Regions from separate parts of the Homo sapiens genome. Here all the other regions are linked to region 3. A link is a contact called in ENCODE Hi-C or POLR2A ChIA-PET data. All regions are on one chromosome and are shown on one strand. Each heading gives the region's core, a stretch centred on a gene start or an enhancer-like site at or near the end of the contact. The rest is flanking DNA. Distances are from core to core; before and after follow the strand shown.

Region 1 (4,361 bases), core at 390-2,889, 640 kb before region 3:
TGGCACCATTGTCCTCTAGCTTGGGTGACGAGCAAAACTCCATCTCAAAAAAAAAAAAGTATAACTTTTCCTCTGTTCCCCAGAGCTCTCTTTCTGTGTTTATTTTATGAATTAGGCAAAGGGAAGCTTTTCCCTAGGATGTTGCTCTGAAAAGAAATTTAGAGAGCTGGATCCTACTCTTAGGTCTGCTATTAGTTTTTTTGCCTTGGACGAGTCACTTTTCTAAGTTTTCTGTTTTATAAAATAAAGAAATTGGACGAGATGGTTCAGCATATCCTAGATATAACGTTTCTTGCTCGTAAAGGGAACTAGTAGGGACTGTTGGGGAGTTTGTAGGAGAAAAATTCAGAGTAATAAGAGTTCAAGCAATTCAGTTACGGTTTTAGAGTTTAAACACCTAGTTTTTGATTTTTAATAATTTCTTGATTTGTAAGTATTTTAAGTTCAGGAGGGGTTTTCATTGGCTGGCATGCTAAAAGGGAAAGGAATTTTAAACATTTTATTTTAAAGAATGTGTTATTTGAATTTCAGTTTTGAAACAAAGTTATGTCAGATATTTTCAGACCTCAATGCCACCTATCGTACAATTCAAGGCCATTTACAATCTGAAAACTTTAAGGTACGTTTATTGTTTTACTATTTTTGCCCTAGTGTTTTAAATGGGTGGGGGGAGGGCATTGAAGGGCTAGAAAAGTGCATAAGACAAGTATGAGACATAAATTTAAAACTTAGATGTTACAGAAGTTACTGTTTTAAAATTCTGTCGTTTTTGTTTTTATCAAATCAAAAATTTAAAAGATACTATTTTGTCAGGTTTAATTTTAGTTTTAAATATTGTTTAAAAATTATAAATGTTAGTCTTTTTTCATAAAACATACAGAAGAATCACTTGTTTTGTAATGGTATATACTATTTGGCTGGATTAAAGACATACATTTTAATCATGTTTAGAAAGTCTATTCTGTTACCAATTTTTTTATAACCTCTTAAGCTCTAGACCAGTGTTAAGAAAAGCCAAGTGTAGTACTTCACTTATAATTGAATAAGTAAATATGCTTTCATGGGAAGAAGACTTTTTTAAGAAAAATTTTTAGTTTCGGAAGATGCCCAGTGACGCCACCATTTAGGGCATTCAGACAACTCCCATTTTAAAAGTTTTTGACCTTAAATTTTGACCATAAGTTAGAATTTAAAGACAAGTTTCAGGAAGATACAGAGTAAAGTATTAGCCAGAATTAGGAAGTACTTTATTGGACCATAAGGGATTCAGGTCAAAACTTGGCTACTTTGGTTTCCAGTTTTAGTAAGTTTCTATGTAAGTGTTTCTGGAATGTGGCTCATGGGTAGTACTAATGGTATGGGAGCTGACCTTAGGTGGTAAAGAGCAAATAGTTACTGTTTATTTTTCATTATATTTATTTTTAGGGGTTTTTTTCCTTTTAATTAGAAGGTGACATTGATTTTTTTAAAAAATATGGTAATGATATATAGTTATTTTCTTTAAAGTTTAAAAAAACATCAGTTTAAAGGCAAATTTAGCAAATCTTGATGATCATTCTCATGAACTGAAATTTGAGACATATAGCCCAAAATAAAAGTTTGTTGTCTGTTTCCTGTTTCTTTAGCAACGGGTAATGACTTGCTTCAGAGCATGGGAAGATTGGGCAATTTATCCAGAACCATTTTTGATCAAACTACAAAATATTTTCTTAGGACTTGTAAATATTATTGAAGAAAAGGAAACAGAGGTAGGCAGTCTGTATTTGTCTGGTTGTTTTTAAAATTCGTTTCTGGGGTGGAGGTTTCTTGGAGTTGTTCTGTGTTACATATGTGAGGTACATTTCTTTGTGAAAAATATCTATTGCTTACCATTAAGTAGTGGATTTTTATTGCTGGAACCCAGAAGTCAAAATTACATGTAACAGGAATTCTCTGTCTTGTGTCCTTATGTGAAAATTGGTGAGTGTTTTTTTTATTTAATGATATAAGAGTTATGATATATTGTTAATAGTAGAAAATAAGCAAGTAATAGAGCAATATGTATAGCATGACTTTATTTTGTTAAAGATAGCTATATAAGTAAAATATGTGCATGAAAAGATGCATCACATGATAGCAGATATACATCACCATTCTGTTGTTTTTTTTCTTTTTTACCTCCTAAATAATTACTGAATCCTTAATGTTTAATTCTGCCATGCTAGTCAAGCTATTATGTTTTCACTTTCACTCCTGCAGGATCTTCCTAATTGGCCTTACTGTTGCAACCCACGTGGTCCTTGTTTCAGTTTCTTAAATGTGTGTTTCCACCTACCATTGGACTTTGTACATGTCCTTCCCTCTTTCTGGGACTTATCTTCACCTGAGATCCTTCAGATCTCAGCTCAAACATAACCTTAGCCTTCTCTGACCTCTTTAAGTGAAACTTAGTATGCTAATAGTATGATACGCCCTTTTGCTGTAGCAGTTACCATAGTTACAGATAAGTATATATTGTTGTGATGATCTGATTTCCTGGTTCCCCCACCCCTGCAAAACAACAGCAAAAACCTTTACCAGGCTCTATAACAGGGGGACCAAACTTGTTTTTGCTCATCATTGCCTCACAAGGTACCTGGCACCAGTGAGCACTTGGTAAATATTAGATAAATGCACAACTGACTGCTTCTTTAGCAAACTGGATGATAGAATATGTTCTTACATTGTACCTCAGATTGTGGGTATCCAGTTATGTTGGCTTGTACTGGATTACAAATTAATCTTACAAGCAATGTGACTTCAGCAAGCAAAGGAAAATGTTATAATAGTACACATTTCCATAGGATGTTCCAGATGACCTTGATGGTGCCCCCATCGAGGAAGAGCTTGATGGTGCACCTCTGGAAGATGTAGATGGAATTCCTATTGATGCTACTCCCATCGATGATCTTGATGGAGTCCCTATAAAAAGTCTTGATGATGATCTTGATGGAGTGCCTTGTAAGTTCAGATTTCAAACTGATTAAATCTAGCTAATACATTTGGTGACCAAAACTCTAATTTCCATACATGCTGATATGGAAAAAGGTTATAGTTTCTCATGAACGTATCAAGTTATTAACTTTTCTATTTCTGATTTTTTTCAAAATTCATATACCCAGTAATACATTTATTTGTATGCTATGTATATAAAAGGCCAAGAAGAAGCATTTTTTTCTGGTCACATTTCTTTGCTGGGACAATCAGCCTCCTATAATATTAGCAAGTTTCTCTTTTTGTCTTGTCAGGAAATTATAGGCAAAATCTTGTGCTCAGTTATGCATGATCCTAGGTACCTGGTTTTATCAGTTTTTATTAGTTTTTCTAACTTACAACTTCAGTTTTCCTAGCTGCCTAAAATCATTTTGAAAATAGGAACTGTAGACAGCTCTTTGGTACATTTGAATTATATGTTTAAATATTGAATAATGTATGCAGTTTTATATTTCAGAGATTAGGTAAAGATATTAAAGATTTGTTTTACTTCTCAACTTCTTCACTTGCTTAATATATTACTAACCTGTATTTTCTGAATTGATATATATACTGTTAAAAATATTGCCCTCAGATGCAGAGAATTGGTTTAGTCATAGTCCTTGTTCTTAGTATTACTATTTGTCCATCTGTGTCCTTATTTTACTTTGCTTTTTAATAATATGGTGAATACCCATGAATGTAATACTTCGGGTCATCCACTAGTAGTCAGGGTTAATGGCTTATCTTTCCCTAATAGTGGATGCAACTGAAGACTCAAAAAAGAATGAGCCTATATTTAAAGTTGCCCCATCAAAATGGGAAGCTGTGGATGAATCTGAATTGGAAGCACAGGGTGAGTAAAAGTAAAATAAATATTTTTTAAATTAAGTACTTGTACGTTAATTATTGGTGTGCTTGTATATATGTTTTCCTTTTATGTTTTATAACACGTTTTAACCTTAATGCTCAATGTTGTCATATTTTGTGTCTAATGTATGCTTTTATTGTGGTTGGTGTTGCTGTTACAATTTTCTTAGGTCCTTCAGTTTGGAAGCTTTGAGAGTAATGAGATATCACTGAAAACCTTTCAGGTTAAGGCATTTTAGTAGCAAATGTAGATTGGAAGCTGTACCTACGTAGAAATCTACATAGAGGTCAGTTTCATAGAAACCAAGCTTTGACCCTCCCATAATGCTAGACTGATTAGATGCAATTTAGACCTGTCTTTCACACTTACTTAGACCTGTATCCTAGTGCTAATAATCTAATTGTTGCTATTTGTAGGTTCTAATGAAATAAATCTTAATATTCAACACAGAAATAAGGATGACATTATTCGTCACTTCATGAATTTGAATTATATTGTA
Region 2 (3,899 bases), core at 657-3,156, 520 kb before region 3:
ACATTTAGCATCTTCTGTATGCCAGGCACTGCTCTGGGCACAGGAGAGTACTGGCAGAGCACCTGCTGTCATCGAGCTTTTAGACACGTAAGAAATACATGTATAGAAGCACCATGAAGGAAAATAAATGAGGACAAGGAAGCATCGAATGTGTTAGGGAAGGTGGCCAGGGATGGCCTTCTGAGAAAGTGACATTTAACTTGATGTATGATAAATGCTGGGTGATCTTAGAGCCTGTATCAACAGTTGGAGGTAGAGAAAGACTAACTTTGATAGCATTTCAGACCTGTGATACAGTCCTGTGGCCAGGAACTCCAAGAGCTATTATGTTGTTCCATAACCATTCCTTTGAATGGAACTGGAAATTGGGTAATTATGGGATCAAATAATCACAAGTGGTAGGCTATGGGCAGCTGAGGAGAAAACTTAAATTAGCTGCACATCCCACATTTTAAGGAGCGTTATTTGCCTGTTCTCTGCACCAAATAATTCCAACTCTGCTTAGATCCATTTTATAGGTTTGAAAAACTGAACTACTGACAAATCTAACCCACATACAAACATATGAGCATTATACATTTGTATAATACATTAACATAAAGTGCCCGTGTTCTTCACACAGCTGTCCTGTAGATGACAACACTTGCACTGAATGGCAGGCTCGTTGTTTTGGCTGCTGCTTGTAGTTGTGTGTGGTATGGTCAGCTCAGCTGTTGTGGTGGACTTGCCAGTTGTCTCTCCAATATATATTTTCACTTTAGTAATAGAATGGTGATTTTGTTAAGGGTTGGCAGTATGTCCAGCTAAAAGGGTACACCTCTCAGACTCTTTCATAGCTAAGAGTAGCCATGCGACAACATTCTGATCACTGAGTTGTAAGTAGAATGCTTCTAAGGGATTTTTGGAAAATTATTTGCATTCTGAATACAAATGTTACGCCTTTCAATTTCTTTCTTTTCTTCTTGCCTGGATGTACATGTGATGACTGAAGGTGCAGCAGCTATTTTGGAAACATGAAGCAGTAAGCACGAGGATGGAGGCCTAAAATACAAGGCTTGTGGTGCAGAAAGAAGAGCAGAGCTGGAGCCCTGCTGTCAGTTAAGTCTCTGAGCTGTTGCTAAGACTGCTGAACCCCAGACTGCTGCTTGCATAAGACCAATACGTATACATTCTTGTCTATTTAAGGCCCTAGAAGTCAGGTTTTCTGTTATTTGTAGCAGAATACATTTCTAACTGATACAAATAGCTTCCGTAACAATGGGCTAGTGAATGCATATACATTTCTCCTTTTTGAAATGGGCACTAGATTTTATGTGAAAACAGAGGATGTATGAGCAGATAATGAAAACAATATACAGTCTAGTTCTCTGTAGAATTGGCCTTTCTAGCTACAGCTTTGTCTTAAATTATGGCATCTAGTCTCCTATATCTTTTGTTTCTTAAAAAATTTAAACTGAAGCAATCTATTGTGAGGAAGCAGATGGGCCACTTGTGTCTCTAGATCTGGCTGGGCTTAGTTCTGCTCTTACTTGGCCTGATTTCTTGTCCTGGCTTTTTTTTTTTTCTTGGTCACACCCTCCAGTTTCTTCCTGGCTCTATTTGTCATACAAATCAAATACTACTCTCTCTGTAACTGTGATTTCAGAGCAGTTCTTGCTCCATCATTTTGGCCAAAAGTGATTTGATCTAAAGCTGTGAAAATGACCAGAGAGAGACCATCTGCAGTACTATTTGCTTGTTCCTGGCCCTTCAGAAAAAAGTTCTTGATCAATGCATCCCAAGGTAATTGTTGTTTCTCACCCGAACCCTTCTGGCTTCAGTCCTCAGTTTACGGGAGGAAGAAAAGGGGCAGGGTTTTAGGCAGTTGCAGCCTGGAGTTTGACGCTCCCCTGCGCATCCCTCGGTGTAGCTTGGCAAGAGCAATGGAAACAGCACACGCACATCCTTTAGCCATCAGCAAACAAGAACTCTATGTCTGCCAAGATGTGACGGAGCATTCAGGCTCCTCTTTGCTGTGTCCACATCTGCTAGAGATTTCCCAGAGAAAAGAAATTTGGATATTTCTTCACCCAAAGTGGTGATGGTCTTATGGAGAGAGCATGGGTGAAATGGAGAAGTGAATATGGTAGTCATGAACTGCTCCTGCACCTGGGAAATAATCTCCCTCTGAGTTCTTCCTCTTCTAATAAACATACAACTACATCCTAAATCAAGAAGTGCCAGTACTGCATACCTACAAATACCAAAAGTGGTAAAAATGTTAAAATGAAATGGACCTCTCTGAAGCCCTGCCACCGTCCCATGTGCTCTGGCAACCACTGCCTGCTGCAGGAGAGATCATCACCTAAACTCCTTTTTGTGAAAAAGAGATCTTTCCCCCCCAGTCTCCAGTTTCATTTTCCTCACCGCTTTGTCCTTGTGTTATTTATGGGACAAGGCCCAGGAGTGAGTTGCTGAGGTACTTTTCTGCATATGCTTCATAAGTTTTATGAACCTCCATTGAATTTGCTTTTTTGTCTCCCCAGTCTAGGCTGAATAACTCCTTTCTGGAATAGAACCCATCAGCCAGCTGAAGGCAGTGCATATGAAACTCCAGTCCTCCAGCCAGCCAGCCTAGAGCCCTCTCAGTCATTGATTTACTTCATTTCCTGACACGAGGGGGCACCTGAAATTGGGCACCCTGCTTCAGCTGAGGCGAGTAGAAGAGGGCATTTGTTGTCTCCTCTGCTTCTCAGCTCGTGAATGCTGCTGCTCACTCCCTCTTCAGAAGTCAGGCGGCCTCTTCTCTGGGGAGCATCCCTCCCTTACACACTTTGCAAAGTGCTAAGCTAACTCGAAGCACTCAAAAATCAGAAGCAAATCCATTTGCTAAACCCAAGCAAATGGAAAGGCAGGTTGGGGCTCTTGTTTACGAATCAGGCAAAATATGGAGTTGAACTATCCAAGTGTGGTTGCCGTTTGTCACTGAGCACTCTTCTTATTTAATGGAAATGTTACATTGTTGGGAGAGTTTTAGAGAGAGGTAGGTCCCAGAGACCCTTGATAAAACCAAAGAGAGGGGCAGATACATCTTATTCTTTACTCTTTATTTGCTTGGAAAATAAGATGCTTGCATTAAGATTTGGCATTTTCAGGGAGTCATGCAAGGATGCAGGGTCTGCTGGAGGTTAGTTGCAGAAGGCAGAGCCGTGTGGCATTGGCTCTGCTGGTGATGACCTCATAACACCCTGCGTGGGAACTTGGCTGTGCTCATGGCAGCCCAGCTTCCCATTCTCTGCCTGTTTTCAAAGCCTAGATCTTTAGTCTTGCAAACAATTCCAAAAGTGTGCATATCCTTTCAATATACCCCCTTTGGTACAGACTACTACCTTTTCTGGCACACCAAAGAAAAATTAAATTCCCTCCTCCCTCCTGCCCCAGTCCTCTAGAGCAAAATCATGAGAAACTGGCCTGCTGTTCCATTTCAGCCATCATCTTACCTGAGATGGACACTGGTTCATTTCTCATGTGATAGGAATGTCAGTACTCCTTCAGCCCCATCATGATCTGAATTAAGTGCAGGTTTGTTTTCTTTAATGCGTTTGAGGGAGGAGTTTGAAGGAGGTGACCAGTTACTGATGTTTTTACCACACAAGTAATACATGAATGCATGCTTCTCATGAAAGACTCCAACAAGGCAGGAATATTCAGGGGAAAACATGATAGACTCGTCCACTGCAGGCCCCCATCACTCTTGCTTTACTCCAAGGGGCAAGCACTATGAACACTGCTTTGCATTTGTATAGTCTGTACACATTTAAAACACATAAATGGGAATACTATGAATTTTGCTTTGTGACTTGTTTTTTCAATGAACAATTTGGGATAACTTTCCATAAAGGTTCAATATATTCTTCTAA
Region 3 (4,222 bases), core at 528-3,027:
GGATTCAGCAAAATGCCCTGTTTAATTAAAATGAATTTAATTAAAAATATTTTTATACACATGACCAATCACCATTATTTATGCAGATGTTCCCACATAAGTCTTTGAAAAGGCATTTCTCCCCCCAACCTTTAAAAAATATGCTGTGCTTCTACAAGAACTGCTATGAAATGAAAAGCACTATGACTGGTAGTTAATACCTATTTTTATCAAAACAGCAGTGCAGCTCACACATCACCTGAGCAGCCGTAACCATAGTAACCCCAAATAGAAAGGGGCTTCAGATTATCAACACCATCAAAGGTAAGATAGTTCATGTGCCTCTGCAATAGTTACACTACAGCAAACTTTAAAGGATAAAGGTGGCTTTTATTCCTACTACTTAAATGTTAAATGAAAATAATGACTTGCAAGTACAGTGTATAGAAATGCCTTTCATTTTGGAAGACTCTTATTTCCTCAAAGTGTTAATAATAGAAAAGATGAAAACTCAATGCTATACATTTCTCCAGTGCTTCTATCTGATTATGGCGAGGGGACAGTAATCATCATTTTGCCAAGTTGGAGAATTCATACAGGGAAAACCCCACCCATAGGAGCCCTGCAGGATGAGAAGCTGGACGAGAAGGCATATTCTGTGTCCATGCACTCAGTGAGAGGATGGCTATGGTTAGTGATGATTGTCGACACGAATTACCTGCAATAAGGTATAGATGGTGACTTAGGGTGTAGACTGGCAGTCAAATCACAAAGAAAATGCACATTTAATTAGAGAAGGAGTGGAACTGGTTTGAAATATCAGTGAAATACCAATCCAAATACAAATCTGTATTTGGCTTTATAATTTATGGTTGGGGTAGGATGGAGTAGGGAAGGGTGGGAGGGCAGGGCATAAAAGGCCAGCAAGACCATACTTATTAATTATATTGTTAATTAATAATATTAATAATATTGATTATTCTATCAGAGGAACTATGATCTAGATAATCCAAAACAGAGACTAGTAGAAAAGACTTTCTGACAACATTTCCTAATGTTCAATATGTCTAGGGGGGCAGCATCTGGAAACATGGAGAAAATATTCTAAATTTTAAATATTTAAGTGTATAGTAGCTATTACAAAAAGCAGAAATTCCACATGAGGATAAATATAATTTTATTAATTTTTTCTTTTTAGTCTCTTTACATTTGAGATTTACCGTGGAAGTGGATGGACAAGTAATGAAAACATAAGAAAACAAATTCTTTAATTATGGTCATGTAGGAAGAAAATGGTATCTGGAAATTTTATGTTCAGGAATAAATAGGAATATCATGATAGTGTTATCTAAAAATCCAATAAAGTGCCTGAGAAGAATTCACTGCTAATAAAAATGTGTTTTAAAACACTTAGCAATTTACACATAATTTTCCATACAGCTCTTCATTTGATCTGACAAAAATTCTTTGAAGAAATGGAAGGTACTTTCTGTTTTGTTTTGTTTTGATAGTCTCTATTTTAAGGAAGTGGAAAGTGAGGTTCCAATAAGTTAAAGCATTAAACTGTGATGCTCCATTCACCCATGACACTAATCTTGCCTTAATGAACTGACACTTTTGATATCCAGGACGCTCTGACCACCAATCCCAACCTCATTTTTAGGAAATTTTTCTACCCTTATTACGTGCTTATTTTATTTTTAGTGGAAGGCTCCTCTTGGGATTAGTTTATGAGACATCCCTAACTGTGATCCTTTTATGCAGGCAATTTCACAGGGCCTCTCTTAGATGCTTTCACCCATAAACACACGAGCAGTGCCAGCGCCCTGGTTCACACTTCCCCTTGAAACCGGTGCGCCCCAGAATTAGAGCGACACCTAGCCGTGATTTTAGGTAGTACATGCTAGGAAAGCTTATTTGGGCAAGGGAGACAAACAAGAGACATCAGAGCTGGTGGCATCTCAAGAGGATACTACTCCCAGAGGTAGAAATCTCAGAGGTTTTCTAACAGCACTTTCTACTGGGAACTAGGACTCCTGCAGTTCACATTCTCTGAGGAGGAACTATATGATAAGGGAAGTTTATTATAATTATAATAAAAGGTAAGATGTGCACCCTTGAAATTACATACAGGTTCTACCAGTGCAATAAATGATATCTATTTCAGATTAAAAATATCAGTTCCAAGCCTCCTTCATCTCAATAATTCTTGACATTTACTCAGAAAAGCAAATATTTCATTCAGTTTTTATATTCATCGGGGCTGTGGACTAGTGCTACTAGCATCAACGAGACACTTGTTAGAAATGGGGTGTTGGACTTGACCCTGGACCTACGGAATCAGAATTTCAGGAGGCAGAACCCCCTAATTAGTACTTTCAGACTCTCCAAGTGAGTTTTACGTTCACTCACATTGGAGAACCTACTAATATAGAGCAAGAAGTAATCTTAAAAATCATCTAATTCCTCTAGGAATATATTAGGCAAATAAGGCCTAGAAAGCTTAAGTGGCCACCTTGAATTTTCCCTGCACATCAGAAATATGCCTTGTGCATAGTAACAGGGATTGAACTAGACCTGAGGTCTCCTAACTCCCAATAATAAAAATAGCATAGTGCTATGACACTTGTCAAGTGCAGGCTGGTTGGGCAAAACATTAGCTAAACAGAGACTTTGACTTTGTATCTATATTCCTCCTGGCTTCTAATTTCAGTAAATGAATTATCATCCATGCATTTAATTTAGGCACCAGACAGGATAATCCACAGTAAATTTTCTAAATTCAATTAACATGAGCCAGTAGTAGTCTCCTTATGAAAGCCAACAACGAGGGCTCAGGGCTTCATCAAGCACTTGGGATTCTTAGCACACTTTAGCTACTGGAGCAAGCAGAGATGTGTGACTTACATGTAATATGAGAAGTCATTGATTTTCATTTCTTTTTTCACTTCACGGCAGACACAATATCATACTGAGTTTGAAGATTTTCCTTTAAGATTTTCTCATTATACTTCAGAGTGATTTACTAATATCATATAAAAATGATTGGTTATTTTCTCATTTTTATGAAATTTTGAAGTTTTCAAGTGTACAGATGTGTTTCCACATAAATCCATAAATATGATCATAATATGCATACTCTTTGTTTAGTCGTTTGCTTTAATAGTCTTTTTTCTTTTCCTTTTTGGTATGTCTCTCTTTTTTCCACCTCTTCCTCTCTTAAACTCATATCTCCTCTCTCCCCAAGTAACCCAATTTTACAACGCAGTACAGAGGTCCTCAATGTTTTTGGCACCAGGGACAGGTTTCTCGTGGGGGATGGGGAGGAGGGCGAGGTGGGGATGGTTTCGGAATGAAACTTCCACCTCAGCTCATCAGGCATTAGATTCTCATGAGGAGCACACAACCTAGATCCCTCGCATGCGCAGTTCACAATAGGGTTCACACTTCTATGACAATCTAATGCTGCCGCTGATCTGACAGGAGGTAAAGCCCAGGTGGTTATGCTGGCTGGCCTGCCACTCACCTCCTGCTGTGCAGCTTGGTTCCTAACAAGCCACAGACCTGTACCCGTCTGTGGCCCGGGAGGCTGGGGACACCTGACCTAGTATATGTCCTACCAATTTCTCTTTATACTAAAATTCTCATTATAACAATTACACACACACTTGTAACAATGTTAAATTAGATGTTTAAAATGAGAAACAAAGCAAAAACAAACAAACAAACAAAACAAACAAAAACACATGTTATGTAGTGAGATGTACAATCTTAAAAGCAGCTGGGTGTGGTGGCTCATGCCTGTAATCCCAGTAATTTGGGAGGCTGAGGAGGGCGGATCATGAGGTCAGGAGAGCGACACCATCCTGCTCAACATGGTGAAACCCTGTCCCTACCAAAAATACAAAAATTAGCTGGGCGTGGCGGCGTGTGTCTGTAGTTACAGCTACTCGGGAGGCTGAGGCAGGAGAATCGCTTGAACCCAGGAGGCGGAAGTTGCAGTGAGCCGAGATCACGCCACTGCACTCCAGCCTGGGGACAGAGTGAGACTCCTTCTCAAACAAACAAACAAACAAAAACAAACAAAACAAAACAAAAAAACCCAGCACGTGTCTGAAAACCAGTTACATGACTCCATTGAACCTCTCTGCCATTTAAGAATGTGAAAGATCCTAGACTAGAGGTTAAGATCTGTGAAGGGAGTTCTTTTACTACTTGTGAGTTGTAAATCTGAACTCCCACA

The links. A loop is a pair of places that touch in the nucleus more often than their neighbours do. ChIA-PET counts read pairs that join two places held with the same protein, here RNA polymerase II (POLR2A). Pooled maps may share reads with other maps.
Region 1: a map of CD8-positive, alpha-beta T cell shows a loop between it and region 3 (10-fold over the local background). The contact joins two enhancer-like sites. A Hi-C loop is called at or near these places in 8 of 168 maps with a recorded cell type or tissue (B cell, CD4-positive, alpha-beta T cell, CD4-positive, alpha-beta memory T cell and 5 more), 7 of 37 single-sample maps with no recorded cell type and 18 of 50 pooled maps.
Region 2: a map of CD8-positive, alpha-beta T cell shows a loop between it and region 3 (25-fold over the local background). The contact joins two enhancer-like sites. A Hi-C loop is called at or near these places in 2 of 168 maps with a recorded cell type or tissue (CD8-positive, alpha-beta T cell and naive thymus-derived CD4-positive, alpha-beta T cell), 19 of 37 single-sample maps with no recorded cell type and 10 of 50 pooled maps. POLR2A ChIA-PET finds 5 or more read pairs at or near these places in 2 of 52 experiments (MCF 10A and OCI-LY7).

What each region holds. Positions count from the first base shown.
Region 1 is chr3:143,034,357-143,038,717 of GRCh38, forward strand. It overlaps U2SURP (U2 snRNP associated SURP domain containing), which reads left to right. Exons shown (of 28, transcript NM_001080415.2): 19 at 532-619; 20 at 1,626-1,748; 21 at 2,823-2,979; 22 at 3,752-3,847. Among named protein-coding and RNA genes, the nearest start is that of U2SURP, 35 kb to the left of the region's middle. Within about 2 kb of position 1,640, at least 2 of the 41 ENCODE cell types and tissues checked have a DNase peak (open chromatin) inside an H3K27ac peak, as active enhancers do.
Region 2 is chr3:143,149,599-143,153,497 of GRCh38, forward strand. No RefSeq gene overlaps it. Among named protein-coding and RNA genes, the nearest start is that of CHST2, 32 kb to the left of the region's middle. Within about 2 kb of position 1,907, at least 2 of the 41 ENCODE cell types and tissues checked have a DNase peak (open chromatin) inside an H3K27ac peak, as active enhancers do.
Region 3 is chr3:143,672,699-143,676,920 of GRCh38, forward strand. All of the region lies in intron 5 of SLC9A9 (solute carrier family 9 member A9), which reads right to left. Among named protein-coding and RNA genes, the nearest start is that of SLC9A9, 170 kb to the right of the region's middle. Within about 2 kb of position 1,778, at least 4 of the 41 ENCODE cell types and tissues checked have a DNase peak (open chromatin) inside an H3K27ac peak, as active enhancers do.